5 separate regions of the Homo sapiens genome follow, and all the other regions are linked to region 4. Evidence: chromatin contacts called from ENCODE Hi-C data. All regions are on one chromosome and are shown on one strand. The core of a region is the stretch at or near the end of the contact, and the rest is flanking DNA. Distances in the headings are between cores, read along the strand shown. Region 1 holds the start of PPP2R1B (protein phosphatase 2 scaffold subunit Abeta). Region 2 holds the start of ALG9 (ALG9 alpha-1,2-mannosyltransferase). Region 3 holds the start of ARHGAP42 (Rho GTPase activating protein 42). Region 4 holds the start of KBTBD3 (kelch repeat and BTB domain containing 3). Region 5 holds the start of PTS (6-pyruvoyltetrahydropterin synthase).

Region 1 (2,700 bases), core at 193-2,692, 5.7 Mb before region 4:
CAAAGGCTCTAGCTATTGTGCTTACTTCCAAGAACCCCATTTATTTATTTATTTATTTATTTATTTATTTATTTATTTATTCATTATTTCATTCATTCATTCAAAGGCTCTATTGTGCTTACTTCCAAGAACGCTATTTATTTATTTATTTATTTTAGAGACGGGGTCTCACTCTGCCGCCCAGATTGGAGTACAGTGGTGCGATCCTGGCTCACTGCAACCTCTGCCTCCCGGGCTCAAGCGATTCTCATGTCAGCCTCCCGAGTAGCTGGGACTACAGGCTCCCGTCACCAGCCCAGCTAATTTTTGTATTTTTTAGTGGAGACAGGGTTTCACCAAGTTGGCCAGGCTGGTCTCGAACTCCTGGCCTCAAGTGATCCGCCCGCCTCGGCCTCAGAATCCCATGTTTTAAAAAAGTTTGTCTCCTACACTGCATTTATAGTTTTATTAATCAGGCACATAGAATTACCATTTCGGAGCTTGTGATCACCATATGTAGTTATCACTCCAAGCTGCTTAAATTCCAGTCTAAAACAAACAAAACATTCTAATTATTCTGTGCTACCCTGACAGGGGTAAGTGAAAACTTTCCATTCAGGTTTGTAAGAACGAGCTCCCAGACCTCCACCTCTTCCCCTTGCTGCCTCTGAGGACTCTTGGAGGTCTAGGGAGGCCAGTTTGGGTTTTCTTGCTCAAGAAAGTAGCCACCCCACCCAATTTGGAAGGATTAAAGCTTGTCCTAGTTTTGCTTCATTGTTGTACTTCTAGCATGCTAAAGAGCTAAAAAATGGGAGGAAGAAAATACAACAGAAGGCACCATTCCAGTACCAAACTGAAAAGAAACACAAAAACAAGAGAGCAGCATGTTTTTAACAGCTTGCGTGGAAAAAATATTGACTGGGGAGTTTGGACAGCACTGTTCATTTTCTCTCACCGCCCGCGTTATTTGTCTTACGGAGCAGGAGCCAGATACCATTCTGGAGAAAGAGCCGCGGGAAGAGGTGGAGGGGTTCTGTGGAAGTTTGAGTCTGAGCGGAGAAATTAGGGCTGGAGATCCAGTGGCTCAGGGCCAGGAAGAAGTCAGGGGAGGTGCTAAAGCCTTTTTCCTCCTGGCCTCGGGCACTCTCTTTGGTCCGCCTGAGTCTTAAGAGGGCACAGCGCAGATCATTCAGGTAGGTTCCTGGCTCCTTCAGACTACAACGAGCTGGATGAATCCCTGTCCCTGTTTCTTTCGGCTGGGGAAAGGACGCAGGGGTTCCATTCGCTTTCTTAGCCCACCCGTCTTCTTGAGTTCAGACCTACAACTCCTGCAGTGGGGGTCAGAAGGGAGCCTTAATCATCGGGACAGAAACGCGGCTCCCCAACTTCGGCTAAACCAGCGTGGCGGCCTTCGTCCCTACTGCCTGGGCGCGGGGCGGGGCCTGGGCGCGGGGCGGGAGGCGGTGACCAGCAGCAGGAGGAGAAAGAACATGGCGGGCGCATCAGAGCTCGGGACCGGCCCAGGAGCAGCGGGTGGAGATGGAGATGATTCGCTATACCCGATCGCGGTTTTAATCGACGAGCTCCGCAATGAAGACGTGCAGGTACTGGACTGAGGCCGGGGACCCGAGGCGAGACCGGCTGGTCGCGTGGTAGAGAAGGGGGAAGGCCTGCGTCGCGGTGGGGGTGGCCGAGGTACTGAATGAGTCGGACTCGTAGCAGAAACTTGAAGGGGAGGCGGGGAATGCTCCGCGAGGGGCTGTGGTGACACGCCCCGACCCTCCCGGGTACCTCTCTAGTAACCTTGCTTCGGACCCCCTGAGGCGTCCGCCCGGAGCCTTGCCCTTCCCGGGCGGTTGTCGGGGAACCCGCTTCCCGCCTGGGCGCCCCATCCGGGCCGTGAGGTGGCCGCGTCTCTTGGGCGAGGGAGCAGGAGAAGCGCGGTGCCAGGCCGAGACGGGGCTGGAGCGGCTGAGGGGCGCAGGATGCCCAGAAGCCCTTTGAAGTGCCCCTGGATCCCTTCATCTCGGCTTGGAACTGGCTCGGCTTGTTGGGTAGAAAGCGGGGGTGGGATGGCCGATTAATCTGGACGAGTAGTGTATCCGCTCTGTGGGAACTTTTCTTTGAAACCACAGGTGTTGTATTCAACCGTTTCACCTGCTTCACCACTGCCAAAGTGCTCTCTTTTTAAAATTATCTTACTTCCTAGGTGTTGTATTGTCTTTCCTTCATTTCTCTTCCGGTCCCTTCTGAGTGTTTCTCCTGGGAAATCCTCCGCCGGCTAGTGAGGCCGAGTTACACTTCTTTTTGGAAGTCCTTATGAGCTTCCTTAACAGTAAAATCTAAATGAAAGGTTATCTTCATTCTTACCCCTGTGTCATAATTTCACCTGTTAGCACCTTTTGTCTTTTGATCTAAATTCAGCCGTTTCTTTACATTGTTCTTCTTTCTACTTTCTTTTCTGAAGCTCCGACTCAACAGTATTAAGAAGTTATCAACAATTGCCCTAGCACTTGGAGTAGAAAGGACCCGAAGTGAATTGTTGCCATTTCTTACAGGTATGTGAATCTTTGTTTAAAGAAAGGTAGGGACATTCCATTTTCCAGTAGCTTTCAACACTGACTTTTTTAGAGTTTATTACCCACATTAAAATGAGCCAGGTGTTTTTTGTGCAAAAGAAACAGAACAGAGTATATTGTTAGTTGTGGCTAGATATATTCA
Region 2 (2,700 bases), core at 34-2,533, 5.8 Mb before region 4:
CGCCTATAATCCCAGCATTCTGGGAGGCTGAGGTAAGTGGATCACTTGAGGCCAGGAGTTCCAGACCAGCCTGGCCAACATGACGAAACCTAATCTCTACTAAAAATACAAAAATTAGCCAGTGTGGTGGCAATAGTCCCTGCTACTAGGGAGGCTGAGGCAAGACAATCTCTTGAACCTAGGGGGCAGAGGTTGCAGTAAGCTGAGATTGTGCCACTGCACTCTAGCCTGGGTGAGCAAGGAAGACTCTTGTCTCAAAAAAAAAAAAAAAAAAAGAAGAAAAAGAAAAGAAAAAAAGAGTTAAGCTGGATATTTGAACTTGGTAACTAATGACTGCATGTGAGAATTGAGCAATATGATCAATCTCCATTTTCAATACTTGGGAATTTTTAGTAGGAAATCACAACCTTCTGAGACCTTGTCAAGAGATTAGCATTCCCTCTATAAACTTGTCCCAGTTACTGGCATGGAGCTCGACAGGGTAGGATATAGCTCTGTGATTAGAGGAGTGGATAGAGTGTCAGGATTAGATGAATGACCCCCAAGATATGGGGGTCACAGGTATGATATCATCAATGTGCCAGTATAAAAATGATTGTAGGAAATGAAGACCTTTCACCAGATCTGGTGGGAAGAGAGAGCATGGGCTTTCCGGTAAGATAGTCCTGGGCTGGAACATAGCTCCACCATTTACTAGCTCCAAGTTTATTTAGTTTCCTGGTAAATAAAACAAGGTTGTTGTATTAAGTTTAAAAAGGATAAAATATGTAAAATGCCTACCACAATGCCGTAGTAGCGATGACAGTGATGGACATCTGGTTCAATTTGCCGCACAGAATTTCATCAGTCTACACTCTGCCATTACCGGTTTGTCTCTCTGAAGCAGTTTTTAGCTACAGGCTGCCTCTGTCACTCTTACCAAAATACAGAGAAGGCAAGGTGTTAAAAATGACATTTTAAGGACCTTTTAGTAGATAGCTGTGCTGTGATATTTAACTGAATACTTCACATCTCACTATGTAGATTTCTTTAATCACTTTCTATTTGTTTTTTCATTTAAATAGGGGAGCTGAGAGGTGGTTTTTTTTTTTTTTGAGAATGGAGAATGCTGAAAAGTGACGGAAAAGAGGGTTGGAGGGAGGTAGGAATGGCTAGAGTTAGAAGCAGGTGGATGGGACAGCCCTGATGAAGAAACTCCTCAGGTTCTATTTCTTCGCTACTCGGGGATCTGCCCCAATTGGCCCAGTAACGCTATAATTTAGTATTTTCTGCGCATGTCAAGGTCTTTTGTCCCTCGGCGGACACCGTTTGCCAGCCAAAGCTATGTCTGCGCGCTCACCGACTTCATAGGGTGCCGAATTCTTTTTTCCCCAGGCTTGCCATGGCTAGTCGAGGGGCTCGGCAGCGCCTGAAGGGCAGCGGGGCCAGCAGTGGGGATACGGCCCCGGCTGCGGACAAGCTGCGGGAGCTGCTGGGCAGCCGAGAGGCGGGCGGCGCGGAGCACCGGACCGAGTACGTGTGCGGCGCGGCAGGGGCGTGGCCGGCCGGCGGGGCGGTTCGGGGCTGCCCCCGGGAGGGTCTTAGCTGTGGCGCGCGGGGCTCAGTCCGGCCTGGCCTCACCGCGGGAGGCCCGAGCTCCCTCTTCAGCTAGGTCCTATTGGTCTTCCTGGGCGGGTCAGCATTCAGTCTTCGCCCACCTTAGATCCCTCCACTGCGCTGTAAAACTGCCTTGGAGTGCGGATCTGTGATGCTCCTGGGCCAGGCCTAGAGTGGGCACAGCCTCTGTGGGAGATGTAGACAGGATCAAAGAGTATACCTTTTACGGCTGTTCCTCACAGCTCCTTTTATTCTCCCTCAAGTCCCGACCCTTTACTGGGCCCATCCAACCCGCCATCACCTCTTCCCAAACCCTGGAGGCTGCAGGTTAGAACTGCATTAAGGGAGCTGTCAACATATGGAATTGGAGTAGGCTATGTACCTTGCACCTAGGCTTCTATCTGAACATAAGGGGGAATGAATAAAGCCATCAAAAGCAATGACCTTGTTAAGAAAAGAAAGAAAAGGAGAATGACAGCTTTGTGGCCTTCAAGTGAGTGATTAGTTGGCTTGGGATAAATGGAGTGACATAAATGCATTGAGCTAAAGTGTATGAGTTAATTTATGCCTTAAAAGCAGGAAGTGGAAGGAGTGATTGAGTGATTAAAGTCAATTCTTCAGAAGGCTGAGGCAGGAGGATTACTTGAGCCTAGGAGTTTAAGTCCAGCCTGGGCAACATAGCAAGACCCTATCTCATAAAAATTTTTTCTTAAAAATCTGAATTTTTATTAATTTTACTGAGAAAAAACAACTAGCTATTCACCTTTTTAGGTGAATAACTTAAGTGCTTTGATGTCCCTTGCCCTTTTTGTCCTTTCTATCTAGATTTAGGTCTTCTGATTAGCAGGTCCTTCCTGACATGCTTTTTTTTTTTTTTTTTTTTTTGCTTTTGAACAGGTTATCTGGGAACAAAGCAGGACAAGTCTGGGCACCTGAAGGATCTACTGCTTTCAAGTGTCTGCTTTCAGCAAGGTTATGTGCTGCTCTCCTGAGCAACATCTCTGACTGTGATGAAACATTCAACTACTGGGAGCCAGTAGGTGATTTCTTTAGTTTTCTCTTTTTGTTCTTGATTTTGCAGCATAGGTGTTATTACCAATCGAG
Region 3 (2,700 bases), core at 18-2,517, 5.4 Mb after region 4:
TGTATGGGAAAGGAGGTGGAAGAAGCCCTATATTATAGACTATAACAGTCTTTATATTCTACAGATCATCAAAAGTTCTGATTGGCCTTTAACCCCTTAACTTTCATCCCAATGACACACCCAACACCCACACAATGCAAACCAAAACTAAGACGCACAGAAAACTTGCAGAGTTAAAATGCACTGGTGCCTTGCTGTCTTCCATTATCTTACAAAATGGCAAAACTGCAAATGTATGCTTTTTAAAAAGCCAACTCAATGACTGTGTCCAATGAAGAGCCACTGACGTATGAGAGACATTAATAATTTTCTTTCAATATCACTAAACTAGCCTAATTTTATCTTTAAGACAAACTCTTGATTCCCCCCTTAAGGGCTTTTTTAGTTCAAACTATTAATAGACACAATAAATTAAAAAAAAAAAATTAAAGTCCCCAACATCTTCCTAGGAGCATTACACAACGAGATGACTTTGAACGACTTTCCTCAGGATATATTCCAGTGCCCTGTAGAGAACTTTCCCCATCCCTGTAGACATGTGAGTAAGTAAAGAACACCTCAAGAACAAACTTTGTTGGCCACCAGCAGGGGAGCTCTTCAGCTTTTGTCCCCAAATCCATTCAAACAAAAGAAGCTCCGACTCCTCCAACCCACCCTTCGGACCCGCACCCCGCGGGGACTCTCCAGATGCGGGTGTCCACTCCCCCGCCAGCCCTACTTACTCCTCAACGCCCCAATGAGCAGAGAGCCGTCCTTAATGAGCTCCTTGATGAACTTGTTGGTTCGCTCCAGCTCAATCTCGTGACACTGCAAGCGCTCCCTGAAATCTGGGCTGTCCAAGTAGGAATCGCTGAACTCCAGAGTGGGCAGCCCCATGGCACAGGCGCTGCCAGCGGCGGCCGCGGACACGTCCGGGCCGGAGGTCAGGGCGGGGGCAGCCGGCGGCCGCGGCGGGCGCTGGGGTCGCGCGATCGCGGGGAAGGCGCCGGGACGCGAGGGGACTGATTGCGCGGAGGAAACGGGCCCCGAGCGCCGCGCCGCCTGCGCCGGGCTCAGTCTTCCTCCCCCGAGGCTAGGCGAGCGCAGGCGCGGGCGGCGGGCCGAGGCGCGAGTCCCCTCAGGTTGTTGTCATCTGGACGCATCGTCGTTCGGAACGCGGGGGCGGCGAGGCTCCGGGCCGCGGCCGGAGCAGGAAAGTTTCTCTCACGGCGCGCAGACACTTCCGGCAGTTCCACTCCCCAACTCTCTTGACAGTCGTCGGCGTTGTGAGCCAGAAGCAGCGCACAGCCGCAACTCCGGCCGGGCTGGGGAAACCCTCCCCCTCGGCGGACGCAGGCTCAGAGCGCTTGCAAATCGCACCCGGGCTCCCAGACCCTCCTCCCCGCCGCCGCGCTCCCACCCAGCGCCACCCCGCCCCTTCGCCCCTTTGCCCTCCTGCCCCACCCGTCCGCCCGCACTGGGCTCCAGGGCTCCCCGCGCTGCAGCCCCGCGCTTGCGCTCCGGCCTTGGCTGGGGTGTTAGCCCTGTCCCCTCTTGGGCCCCTGGTTTCGGCTAGCCCTTGGTGACACTTCGGGGTCCCTCGCTCCACAAAAGGATCTGACTCCCAATATACCTCCCCTAACAGTGTCCCCTCCACCCACTCCCTACAATTCTCTGGGAGAAAAACCAACGTTAAGTTTCCCTAAAGTCTGAGTATTTTGAAGCGTAGATGGAAGATACTACTGTCTAGCGTTCGTTTAGATTTTACTTCACACTTCCCCACCGAATGCATTTGAATTCCACGTTGAAAAATTGTCCCGTCGCTCTCCCACCCCTCAGCTTCAATGATCCAGCCTGGAGGTGTTTCTTCCCCCTGCCCCCACTCCATAGCTGGGAAGGTGGGACGATTTTTCAAGTCATCCTCACTCTGCTTACGTGCTCCTACTTCTAGTAGAATACCTATTTGCATCACAATAGTAGTATCTCCTATTGGCACCTGGATGGAATTGTCCTAGGAGCGGGAAAATTTTCAAATTGTTGAAGTGGACTGGAGTTTGAAATAAATAGTTAACTCCTACCCACAGGCTTTATCCTTCCTCCGGTGGAGGTTCACCTAATAAATTTCTGTTCTCTTAAAACCTTGACAGCAAAAGAAACGACTGCTTTACATCTCGTCCTGACATCATCTATAGGATTTCTGAGAACTCGGATATTGTTCTTAAGGATCTGCTTTTAATTTCTGCATTTTCATTGCTTTGTCCATATGAACCATCTGTTTAAAAACTATTCTACAGATCATGGGAAAAATTCCACTAAAGTGCTTTACATTTTTCCCAATTAAGTTTCAGAGCCAGTCAAGATTCTTGGTTTCAATTTTTTAAATGTACAGGAACATTAAAAATAACATGTAAACCTAAAACAGATAAGATAATGTAAACAGTATGGGCCAGGCGCAGTGACTTAACGCCTGTAATACCAGCATTCTGGGAGGCTGATGCAGGAGAATCACTTGAGGTCAGGAGTTGGAGACCATACTGGCCAACACGGTGAAACCCAGTTTCTACTAAAAAATACAAAAATTAGCTGGGCCTGGTGGCGCACGCCTGTAGTCCCAGCTACTTGGGAGGCTGAGGCAGGAGAGTCACTGGAATCCGGGAGGCGGCGATTGCCATGAGCCGAGATTACGAGATTACTCCACCGCACTCCAGCCTGAGTGACAGA
Region 4 (2,700 bases), core at 193-2,692:
ACAAAGTATATATTTTTAAAAATATCTTTCAGGTTTTTTTCTTCTTCAATTCTAACACTGACTTTTAAAAACTGCAGGCTTTTAAATGTAGCTTATTTTACAATTCCTTACAAATGAGTAAAAAATTTTCACCAATGTGCCTTAAAAATTATCAACTAGTCTACATTTCAAACAGAAAGTGTTTCAATATGGGACATTTTTAAGAAAGGACTGTCTTTTAAATGATGGTAATTCACGGTTGTTTCAAATTGCACCATATTGTACAGATTACTTGTTTTGAAATCCAGTTTTCCATTTGTTGCTTCAAAATACATAGCTAAAATAAATAAATCTACGTAAAATACTGTTTCCCATGGCATCTAGTGAGGAAGGTATCCTCTCTGGCTTCAATTTCATTGGCTTCAATCCCGGGGAGCGCAGGGCTACAAACTAAATCATACTGTCAATAATTTCTAGGGCCTACCACGTGCAGGGAGTCCTTGGAGAATGATGGGATATTTAACAGGCAGAATAAGCATAGGCTATGAACGCACACAAACAAAAAAAAATAACATTTAAAGATAAAGACATAAAAACATTCATTACAGAAAAACCCAATTTTGTCGGCCTTCCCTACACTTATTTCATGGTTTAGGAGGGTCTCCATTTGAAATAACAAGGGGAAAGAGATAATGTTTACAGCCATCGCGGCCTCCAAGGCGGTTACAAAGGCCGTGGAAACCAGGCCGTGCGTCGCCCACAACTCCGCAGCGCCGGCTGCTGTCGCCCGGGCCGGCCACAGGCTCCACAGCGAGAGGGTCGCGGCCAGCGCGGGAGTGTCGGGTCTCCACAGCCCGGCCCGCCTCCCCCAAGATCTGCTTCCTAGGCTCTAAATACCAAAAAAGACCTGTAGTACCATGGCTGCCTTAGCGTCCCGGGCAAAGACGAACTGGCCAATGCGCTCCTTCTCCTCGGGCTGAATCGATCGCACTGCCAGCAGCCATTCGGCTCGGCTCGGCAGCCAAGTGCCGCAGGAAAAGGCCCAGCGCACGCCCTCCATGGATGGCACCAAGCAGAACCGTTTGGCAGGGAAAACCATACACTGAAAGCGGACCTCGCCGCTATCTCGGGCCTGATGGCGCGGACGCAAACGTGGCCCCACCCCCTTCTTCCCGGCGTCCGTGCGCAGGGGACGGGCCGTCGCTACGCAGACTGGCCCACCGACAGCCCTCCCAGCCCGCCCCCGACTCAGCCACCTCCTCTCGGAGAAAGCAGCTGGGGGCGGAGACGGAGATCAGCCCTGCGCTTTGCGGCATTGTATGACGTCAAGTAGGCGAGGCTTCGGAGGCGAGCGAAGGGCGGGACCAAGGCCAAGAGCCCGACAGTTACGCCACTCACACTTGCGGAAGAGTTAACGGGACAGCGGTGCAGGCCAATCGCAACCAGTCCTCTGGAGGCAGGGAGACTGGGGTGGAGACTTCGGAGACTGCAGTTGCAGGTGGGTGAGCTCCGGGGTCTGAGGGAGGAGTGGGATGGTAGCCCTTATTCTCAGGGTCTGAGTTGGCCCCTGTGACCCACAGAGAAGAGAATGTCCTTGGCTTCAGCTGCTTCGTGTACGGGGCACGAGAGGTTTCCATCTCTAGGAGGGGGTCTGCAGTGGTGCCCCCTGCAGTTGTGCAACGCATCAGCCCTGAGTTCCTTCTTTCCCTGCCCCCATCCGCATCAGCCTAAGACCCACCCTCACACAGTACGCTCCCGACCCTTAGCAGCAGCCTACCTGAAACCCTCCCTCCGAAGGCCGAGCAGAGGCACTATCCCCAGTGCGCAACACTGACCCCGCCTGGATCCGAGGCTGCCAGCGAGCAGCTGAGCTAATGCTGGCTGTTTATTTGGGGCGATGAAGCGACCCAGGTGCTGTTTTGCTATTGCCAAGCCTGGGCTAGAGCACTAGCGAGAAAACAGGATTCCATTGTTGAGGTATCAGTGTTTCCATCATGACAGAGGTCCTTGCTCTAACAGCAACAGAAACAAGTAAATAACTTTGCTCAGTTATTTTCTCAGACTTTGCGAAGGGTCATATTGATGTATGTCTGTTTCCTTAGTTGTTCCGTGTAGGCTGTTGTTGACTCTCGTATGAAAGCCCACGCGATCCAAGTGCCCTGCAGGTTTTGGTCCAGGGAAAAGTTGGTCTCTGCAGATGACTGTAAATGACTACCTGGAGGTCGATTAAAGTGCGGTACTGCGGGATTCAGCCGATTTCCTTCTTCCTCTGACTGCCCGGAAATATCAGCCAAAGGCCAGCGGTAGTAATTAACACAATTACCTGCCTATGATTTCTGTCCTATTTAAGATGGGTTCTATTATGTTTTTATCTATACTTGTCTTCATTAACTTTTCGTGATATCATAAGCCCCCCGAATCCCTCGAAAGTAGATGGGATTCTGAGCACACACACACACAAATTCAGATCCCCAAAGGACAGTAAAACGAATTATTGGCTTAATATATCATCTTAGCTAACCAAAAGCCTGTGTCAGCTGCCATGTTGAAAATCTGCTTACCAGCTGCAGGGAGCTTACAATCTGGTAAGGCAAATAAATCATACGCATAAAAAGTACAATAAGAGACAGTGTAAAGATACGTAAGTGATACTAATACCCATATCAGCAATGATCATAACTCACTTCTCCATTTTTAACTAAGAATCATATAACCTTTCCT
Region 5 (2,700 bases), core at 4-2,503, 6.1 Mb before region 4:
TAAAAAAAGCCTGGCACCTCCTCTCCTCTCTCTTGCTCCCTCACTTGCCCTGTGAGTTGCCTGCTTGCTCGCCCTTCGCCTTCCACCATGAGTGGAAGGTCCCTGAGGCCTCAACAGAAGCAGATGCTGGTGCCATGCTTCTTGTACAGCCTGCAGAACCAAATAAACCTCTTTTCTTTATAAAATACCAGTCTCAGTATTCCTTTGTGGCAATGCAAAATGGAATAACACACCCCCACTTTCTCCTGCTCAGCCACTTCTTGTATTTAGAGTGCTAAAGTCTTTTGCACAAAATTTTCTCAGTGTACCCTCCACAAAATAGGCCAGATTGGAAACCCCATACAAGATCCCTGATGCATCCGTTACCTAGCACAAGCCCTGACAAGCACGAAACAAAACCTGGTTTAGCGAATGGAGGGATGAATCCTGTTAGATAGCGATGGTCATCCTCATTTCACAGACGACGATACGGAGGGCCAGAGGGTGGAGCTGGTTAGTGCGTGGTAAAATTCCTCAAAATCAACTCGTCAGTGCATGCAAGCAGTATGTATGATCGGGATTCAAATCCCAACTATGCTGCTTCGGAAACTGAACGTCTGGGCTCATTTTTTTTTTTTTTTCTCCTAGCCACTAGACCACCAGGGACTGGGTTCATCCAGTCTTTGGTAAAAAAGGGGCTAAAATTTGCCTTGTAATTACATTAGATATGGTGGCCAATGCTCCTGGCATACAAGATTAGCTAACATTTACTGAGTGTCTACGCCGCGCCAGGTACTGTGTAACATAGGCGAGTTTAACACTGCTGAGTTTCACAGCAACCCTGTGGTCTACACCAAGGGACTCCTAGGGGCAGAGACGTTTCTTCGAGTCGCAGAACCGGGTGTGGGCCCCGCACCCAGACGTGGGCCATCGCCCTCCGCAGTCGGCTCCGTTAACCATCAAGCTCCCCCACCCCTCCAGGGCTGGGGACACTCCAGCCCCCATCAGGATGCTGGAGGCCGTCCGAAGCCCCACGAAGCCGACCAGCGCGCGTCGCCCCAGCAGCCCCCGCGCCCCTCCCGGGCCCGACGTCAGCACGCCCGCCGGCCCCGCCCCGGTGACGTTCCGGGGCCCGGCGCCCACCGCCCGCCGCTGTACCTGTGTGCACACCCTACCTGTACAATCGGTGGCTCGCGCTGAAGGAGATGCGGCGGGACACTTGTGCCTGGCAGCGACGGCCACCACCTTCCGTGCTCATCTTCCCGGCGCTGTCTGCGGTGCTCGGCCGGCACCTCCTCCCGCCGCGCGGCCGGTGCCTCCTCCCACCGCGGCTGCGCAGTGCGTGCCAGACGCGCCCCTAGGAAGTGCGTCTCCGCTTCCGCTCTGGCCAATCCCGGCCTCGGGAGACAGTTAAGGGTGTCTCTCGCTATCTGAATCTCTTCGGAGAGCAAGATTTGGGATACCTAAGCATACCCTGGAGTGGTCAGGGTGGGTGGGGACCCTGTGTCCTTGATCTGTTTGCCCCGCCTGAGGTCACGCCACGTAGTTAGGGCCCGTCTGGGCACACTTTGGGTCCTGAGTGACCTCTCTGAGCCTCCTCTCCCACTCTCTCCTGTAAAGCTCCAGTGACTGGTGACTCAATCGGATGAACCCCAGGGCCACAGTCCGCTTTATAGACCAAAAGGAGCAGGAATTGAGCCAGGCGGGCGTGGTGACGCACTCCTGTAGCCCCAGCTATTGAGAAGGAGAGGGATCACTTCAGCCCAGGAGTCCAACCTGGGCAATAGAGCAAGACCCTCGTTTCTCTTTTTCTTTTTTCTTTTTAATTATTATTATACTTTAAGTTCTAGGGTACATGTGCACAACGTGCAGGTTTGTTACATAGGTATTCATGTGTTATGTTGGTTTGCTGCACCCATCAACTCGTCATTTACATTAGGTATTTCTCCTAATGCTATCCCTCCCCCAGCCCCCTACTCCCTGACAGGCACCGGTGTGTGATGTTCCCCACCCTGTGTCCATGTGTTCTCATTGTTTGATTCCCACCTATGGGTGAGAACATGCAGTGTTTGGTTTTCTGTCCTTGTGATAGTTTGCTGAGAATGATGGTTTCCAGCTTCATCCATGTCCCTGCAAAGGACATGAATTCATCGTTTTTATGGCTGCATAATATTCCATGGTGTACATGTGCCACATTTTCTTAATCCAGTCTATCATTAATGGACATTTGGGTTGGTTCCAAGTCTTTGCAATTGTGAATAGTGCCACAATAAACATACAGGTGCATGTGTCTTTAAAGTAGCATGATTTATAATCCTTTGGGTATATACCCAGTAATGGGATGGCTGGGTCAAATGATATTTCTAGTTCTAGATCCTTGAGGAATCGTCACACTGTCTTCCACAATGGTTGAACTCATTTACACTCCCACCAACAGTGTAAAAGCATTCCTATTTCTCCACATCCTCTCCAACATCTGTTGTTTCCCAACTTTTTAATGATCGCCATTCTAACTGGTGTGAAATGGTATCTCATTGTGGTTTTGATTGGCATTTCTCTGATGGCCAGTGATGATGAGCATTTTTTCATGTGTCTGTTGGCTGCAGAAATGTCTTCTTTTGAGAAGTGTCTGTTCATATGCTTTGCCCACTTTTTGATGGGGTTGTTTGATTTTTTTTCTTATAAATTTGTTTAAGTTCTTTGTAGATTCTGGATATTAGC

Evidence for each region. Hi-C counts contacts between places; a loop is a spot of excess contacts on that map. Pooled maps may share reads with other maps.
Region 1: a loop to region 4 is called in a pooled map, with 11 times the contacts of the local background. The contact joins the promoter of PPP2R1B here to the promoter of KBTBD3 in region 4. A Hi-C loop is called at or near these places in 6 of 50 pooled maps.
Region 2: a map of CD8-positive, alpha-beta T cell shows a loop between it and region 4 (21-fold over the local background). The contact joins the promoter of ALG9 here to the promoter of KBTBD3 in region 4. A Hi-C loop is called at or near these places in 3 of 168 maps with a recorded cell type or tissue (CD4-positive, alpha-beta memory T cell, CD8-positive, alpha-beta T cell and naive thymus-derived CD4-positive, alpha-beta T cell) and 9 of 50 pooled maps.
Region 3: a loop to region 4 is called in a map with no recorded cell type, with 11 times the contacts of the local background. The contact joins the promoter of ARHGAP42 here to the promoter of KBTBD3 in region 4. A Hi-C loop is called at or near these places in 2 of 37 single-sample maps with no recorded cell type and 4 of 50 pooled maps.
Region 5: a map of naive thymus-derived CD4-positive, alpha-beta T cell shows a loop between it and region 4 (26-fold over the local background). The contact joins the promoter of PTS here to the promoter of KBTBD3 in region 4. A Hi-C loop is called at or near these places in 2 of 168 maps with a recorded cell type or tissue (CD8-positive, alpha-beta T cell and naive thymus-derived CD4-positive, alpha-beta T cell) and 7 of 50 pooled maps.

The regions. Positions count from the first base shown.
Region 1 is chr11:111,765,131-111,767,830 of GRCh38, reverse strand. It overlaps PPP2R1B (protein phosphatase 2 scaffold subunit Abeta), which reads left to right and starts at 1,442. Exons shown (of 15, transcript NM_002716.5): 1 at 1,442-1,583; 2 at 2,447-2,537. The coding sequence starts at 1,470. RefSeq lists enhancers at 1,377-1,426, 1,447-1,626, 1,513-2,416.
Region 2 is chr11:111,870,164-111,872,863 of GRCh38, reverse strand. It overlaps ALG9 (ALG9 alpha-1,2-mannosyltransferase), which reads left to right and starts at 1,283. Exons shown (of 15, transcript NM_024740.2): 1 at 1,283-1,512; 2 at 2,494-2,632. The coding sequence starts at 1,382. RefSeq lists a silencer at 1,338-1,647.
Region 3 is chr11:100,685,855-100,688,554 of GRCh38, reverse strand. ARHGAP42 (Rho GTPase activating protein 42) reads right to left here and starts at 1,267. Exons shown (of 24, transcript NM_152432.4): 1 at 723-1,267. The coding sequence starts at 876. ARHGAP42-AS1 (ARHGAP42 antisense RNA 1) reads left to right here and starts at 600. Exons shown (of 2, transcript NR_133571.1): 1 at 600-922. RefSeq lists enhancers at 503-872, 1,193-1,242, 956-1,666 and silencers at 893-1,062, 1,363-1,552, 1,603-1,897.
Region 4 is chr11:106,076,089-106,078,788 of GRCh38, reverse strand. It overlaps KBTBD3 (kelch repeat and BTB domain containing 3), which reads left to right and starts at 1,442. Exons shown (of 4, transcript NM_198439.3): 1 at 1,442-1,477; 2 at 2,082-2,282. It overlaps AASDHPPT (aminoadipate-semialdehyde dehydrogenase-phosphopantetheinyl transferase), which reads right to left and starts at 1,127. Exons shown (of 6, transcript NM_015423.3): 1 at 896-1,127. The coding sequence starts at 1,078. RefSeq lists enhancers at 860-1,099, 1,410-1,519, 1,530-1,649.
Region 5 is chr11:112,224,981-112,227,680 of GRCh38, reverse strand. PTS (6-pyruvoyltetrahydropterin synthase) reads right to left here and starts at 1,253. Exons shown (of 6, transcript NM_000317.3): 1 at 1,155-1,253. The coding sequence starts at 1,237. RefSeq lists silencers at 321-615, 973-1,382.